2 separate regions of the Homo sapiens genome follow, and region 1 is linked to region 2. A link is a contact called in ENCODE Hi-C or POLR2A ChIA-PET data. All regions are on one chromosome and are shown on one strand. The core of a region is the stretch at or near the end of the contact, and the rest is flanking DNA. Distances in the headings are between cores, read along the strand shown. Region 1 overlaps INPP4B (inositol polyphosphate-4-phosphatase type II B). Region 2 overlaps INPP4B (inositol polyphosphate-4-phosphatase type II B).

What was found. A loop is a pair of places that touch in the nucleus more often than their neighbours do. ChIA-PET counts read pairs that join two places held with the same protein, here RNA polymerase II (POLR2A). Pooled maps may share reads with other maps.
Region 1: a map of PC-9 shows a loop between it and region 2 (2.7-fold over the local background). The contact joins two enhancer-like sites. A Hi-C loop is called at or near these places in 1 of 168 maps with a recorded cell type or tissue (PC-9) and 7 of 50 pooled maps. POLR2A ChIA-PET finds 5 or more read pairs at or near these places in 1 of 52 experiments (PC-9).

The regions. Positions count from the first base shown.
Region 1 is chr4:142,816,183-142,818,882 of GRCh38, reverse strand. The region is part of intron 1 of INPP4B (inositol polyphosphate-4-phosphatase type II B); the gene reads left to right. The region is part of intron 3 of USP38-DT (USP38 divergent transcript); the gene reads left to right. Among named protein-coding and RNA genes, the nearest start is that of INPP4B, 29 kb to the left of the region's middle. Within about 2 kb of position 1,267, at least 7 of the 41 ENCODE cell types and tissues checked have a DNase peak (open chromatin) inside an H3K27ac peak, as active enhancers do; they include PC-9, where a contact is called at or near this core.
Region 2 is chr4:142,718,709-142,721,408 of GRCh38, reverse strand. All of the region lies in intron 2 of INPP4B (inositol polyphosphate-4-phosphatase type II B), which reads left to right. Among named protein-coding and RNA genes, the nearest start is that of INPP4B, 130 kb to the left of the region's middle. Within about 2 kb of position 1,373, at least 4 of the 41 ENCODE cell types and tissues checked have a DNase peak (open chromatin) inside an H3K27ac peak, as active enhancers do; they include PC-9, where a contact is called at or near this core.

The DNA of each region.
Region 1 (2,700 bases), core at 18-2,517, 98 kb before region 2:
GAAGAGACACACTATGGGTAAAAATGTAACAGAATGAAGATAAAAATAAAACAGGAATGTTGGGTGGTTGCTATTTTATATAAACTAATAAGGGCGAGGGGCTCTCTGATGTGAGAACAATTGAACAGTGACCTGACAGAGTTGTGGTGGTAGGAGGAGAAGAGAGTTGTAAGCAGCAGGCACAGCACTTGAAAGCGTATAGAGGCAGCTGCTGGCTACACGGATCGGGGCAGGAGGTGATCCCAGGAGCTCAACTAGCCACAAAAATTTTTATTGCTAATGCTGTATCAATTTCCTTTCTATATTGTCAATGAAATGTTTATAATAAAGATTTTGAAGTATATTATTTACTTTATTCAAATTTTGATTCCTACAGAAATTGTAATTCTGTTGAAATATAGATATAGATAGAACTGGAAATACACACACACACACACACACGTTTAAATTGCCTTCCTTTTTTGTAGAAAAAACAAGCCCTGGAATAGCCTCTGAGAGAAAAACCCATGGAAATTTTACTTTGATAAAATGCCAGTAATGGCATAAAAAGCTGCCCTGGTGTTGTTTCTGGGAAAGCAGGCATTTCTCAATGAAGGAGTGATGGATGGTCTTTGAAGTTTAAATGATATCAGAGAGGAAATGAAAAACTGGCCAGGGCAGGGGAGTAGGGGGGACTCAGTGACTACATGCAAGCTGCACATAGTTCAGGTTCTTCTCTCACACTTTTTCATACGATGCCAAGAGTAGCTGGTTTCTTATCATCTTTGCATTCTTTAACATTATTAGAGTTCCATTTCCTTACTATTCTGAAGACTTGATATTTTTCCTATCCTGTTGCTTTCTTGTTACTTAAATGTTTTCTTCCTCTCAATTTTTCTCTTTCCCTCCCTTTCACTCTCCACTTCTAGAAAGTGGGCCATTTATTTTTCTAATTCTAGTGAAAGGGAAGCAAAATACCACACAGCTAAGTTTATCTAAGAAGTCCCAATTTCCTGGTGTCTTTTATTGTTATTTTGGTTTCCTTTTAACGTCAATATATAGCAGTTATAAAGTAGGTTTAGATGTTTTTATATTTTTAGTCCAAATAAACCCGAAGTATAAAGTTGCACAATATGATGATGGAAGAGACCCAAGAAATGTTGTTATTTAAAACTGATTTAGTTCTAGTTGAAAGCTGACTTCCTGGGCGATGTGCTGCCAGTGAGTCTTAATCCCTGGCTTCATGGTTTGTGGTTTATGTGGGCTGGCATGCTAAGCATTTAATCGTTAGTCACCATTCTTTTCTGAGGCCTGTGTGGCCAAGGCATTATCGTCACCCTGTCACTTACCTAGACATGCTCCTTGGAAAGGAGGTGAATTGGATCCATTAAAAGTGTGAGAAGAGCTGGGAAAGGTCTGATGCAGCCGTACGTTCAAAGATTAAAGCACTCCATATGCAGTTTGACTTTGTAAAGCTTGGATAATCGAGGAGAAAGCAAGGGGGCTGAAGAGGCTTTGAGTGGCCTGCTCACTTGTCTGATGGAAACTCATCAGATATGTGACTGATAATTTTATTTCACACATCTTTAGTATTATGTTTTAAAGTTTTAGGGATGGCTGGAAACCTCACTAAAAACTCTTATACTGTAGTCAGAATGATCAACCACTTTGTTAAATGAATGAGTGCAATACAAGGTATAAGAACAGGCTTATCAACCACTGAGGAACTAATGAAATGCCATTTCCTCCCTGATCCCCATCTTCATTGTTATGTCCTTTATAATTTTTTATCTAGGACAACCATGTTGACAGAGAAGGACTGGTATGTATCAGTATTTTAAAGAGTTTTATTTAAACTGAAACCATTCTTATATCAATTCTTATTATACTAACTCATATTAACTTTACTCAATGAATCTGCAAAGACCCTATTTCCAATTAAGGTCACATTGTGAGGTCCAGGTAGACATAAAGTTTTGGGGGCACTATTCAACCCAGAACACTTCCCCACAAAACTCTAAATGTATTTGAAAGCGTGTATTATACCTTATTTGTTTCCCAATATCTAGAGTGGTATTTGGAACTCAGTAGGTACTTAATAGTTGTTAAATGACAGTTTTACTTTGAACATCCAAATATACTATTAAGAAAAAATAACGGGTACCTAAGAACATTTCCATGAGGGAAGAGTAATGGCTGAATATGTGTGTGTGTATGTATATATATATGTATATATATTTCTGTATGCATACGCATATGTAGGTATAGGTATATTTTTATATATTTATGCACAACTTTCTAAAGAAGTTAGGCACCATGGGATATTGTTATTATTTGTTTTTTTTAAGATGAGAAATAATTTAAGCCTGTTGCCCTAGAGAAATGACTGGAAGTTAAGATTTAATGGGAGAAGAGAAGATCCTTTAAGATCGTTACTAACTCTTAACTTCAACGATCTTTAAAGGGAAGATCCTTTTTCCTTCTCACACTAACTCTTAACTTTTCCTATGGTAGAATATTTAACAAAAGGGCATTGAAATTATAAAAACATAATTTAAAAGGGTATCATCATAATGTTATTGATGAAATAATTTCTTACGAAATGGAAATTAGCAACTTTGAGTTTACCCTGACTTAATTTATTCTGAGAAATATCTTCTTCTCTAAATCTTACAACCCTAAAAATGAAGAATAGAAATACATCCCTTCAATAAGATATCT
Region 2 (2,700 bases), core at 124-2,623:
TACATCATTGCAGAAAAATCTAACCTGCCCTACCCAACAAAAGCATTTTTGTGCAAGAGCATATACTCTGCTCTATAGTGGAGTCTCTCTAGGCTAAGATCCTAAAAGTACTTAAATGCCAGGTATGGAAATGGAGTAGGGTCATGGTTATTTGGAAAGCTGAAAAGAAATTAGGCCTATTGGGTTTGGGGAGAAGCCTTTGGGAATTGGGGCTCTCAGAGAATTGGCAATTCCCAGTAAAAGACTAAAGTCTTTGAGGGAATTGGTTCCTTTAAGGCTTTAGCAGATCTGCTCATTTTTATTTCTGGTTTTGCAGCACTAAGATTACTTTGGAAGGAGAATCACATCATTGAAGACAAAGTGATCTGGGCTACAAATAATTGGTAACATGTCCACTAGATTTTGCAAGTACACGCTTGAACATAAATGTATGTTTGTTCTTCTCTTTCTCTCTCTCTATATATATGATGCTGAAAATCATACACACACACACACACACACACACACACACACACGAGATGCACTCCAGCCTGGGTGACAAAGTAAGACCCTGTCTCAAAAAATAAAAAATAAGAAAACTATATATATATATATATATAGAGAGAGAGAGAGAGAGAGAGAGAGAGAGAGAGAGAGAGAGAGAGAGATTATATATATATGTATATATATATATATATGTATATATATACACATATACAGTTGGCTGTTCATATTAATGGGTTCCACATCCATAGATTCAACCAACTGGGAATCAAAAATATTTGGAAAAAAAAACAGACAATAAAAAATAATACAAATTAAAAGACAATGCAGTAAAACAACTATTTATATAGCGTTTACACTGTAGTAGGTATTATAATCTAGAGATGATATAAAGTGTCTGGGAGGATGTGCATAGGTTATGTGCAAAGACTATGCCGTTTTATATAAGGGACTTGAACATCCGCATATTCTGGTACATTGGGAAAGAGGAAACCTGGAACCATACCCCACTGGGTAATGAGGGATAGCTCTCTATATTTTTAATGAATTTGATGTTTTAAAAAGTATGCCACTAGATGTCAGCAGCAACCTCCTAGGGGTCCTGTGACCTTAATTTGCTAACAATAAAAAATGATACTTCATTAGAACATCTTACCTGAGAATAGTAGGTACTTAATTTGAAAGTTTAAGAACTATTTTTTTTGCCGTACAAAGAGTAGGAGTGCAGGCATAAAATATTTTTGAATTATTTTCTAAACCAGTTTCTGTTCACATGTAACAAGTTATTTTTACTTCCAGTATTCTCTGTATCATTGAGATGACAATGACGAATTATGGGTGAACTTGAGTAATTTGTCAGGAATTGTACCTGATGCCAGAGCTCTAAACTTCTGCTTTGATACTTTATGATTCATTTATGCCATCATTGGATGGGTATTTGTGCTTTGGTTTTGTTTCATTCTGTTTTTGTAACAGCATTTGGTGCTATAGCCCATCAGAAGATTGTGTAGTATTAATTTTTCGGCATCCACATCTGTGCCCTTTTTACTTAGTAAATTCTATCTTTAATTTTTTTCCTTAATAATTTCTAAACTTTCATGGATCTCTGTTCAGTTGTTACAAGGTACTCAACTTTTGGATAGATGCCATAGAGTATTATGAATGTTTGCTCATGAGTTGACAACATCATCTAGAAATAAGAAAAAATGATATTTTCCATGGATTATAGTACATATAATTTTTTAGTTTTTAAGAATTAGTAAAAGTATCTCATTTTTTTCAGAAATTAATAAGAAAATTATAGGCTGGGTTCAATGGGTCATGCCTGTAATCCCAGCACTTTGGGAGGCCGAGGCGTGCAGATCACTTGAGGCCAGGAATTTGAGACCAGCCTGGGCAACATCGCGAAACCCCATTTTTACTAAAAATACAAAAATTAGCTGGGCATGTGACGGGCACCTGTAGTCCTAGCTACTCAGGAGGCTGAGGTGGGAGGATCACCTAACCCCCGAGAGGTTGAGGCAGCAGGGAGCCGTGGTCACACCACTACACTCCAGCCTGGGTGGCAAAGTAAGACCCTGTCTCAAAAAATAAAAAATAAGAAAATTGTAGTATTGGCCAATGTTCAATAGATACTAATAATGTTATTTTAAATAATGCCATTAATTTTTTATAAGGTTAGGTTTACATTAGCAGGAGGATTCAATCTAATTTGTTGGATCTTAAGCATGATTTAGAAATCAGTCATAGGTGATTGGGTGTGAGTCAACCAAGTGTGAAGCAGGTTTGTAAGTGATAAAGAGAAAGGAAGAGTTGTTCCCATTTCTCTCCCTTGGAAAAAAATCTGCTTTAAATCCATTCAAGATGTAAAGATAATTATAAAAACATTTGCTTTCCTGAAGCACATTGTACCAAGGAAAATATTAATGTAAATGTTACATCTTTATCATGTTTAAGATTTTTTTAGTTGGTATAGTGAGGTGGGGCTAACTGAGCTAGTTCATAGGCTCAGGGAATATGTACTTTCATACTGAAGTTGTTATATTTGAGGATTATTGGTTTAACTTCATAAGATTAACACTGAGTTTCTTAAATCTTACTGAGTTTTGCATCTCTATTTTAGAACTACCAGTAAAAAGGACTTAACAGGATTTTCCCCAAGACTTTGATTGTTATTCTTTAATTATGTTTACAGGTGATGAGGCAGACATTTGAAAT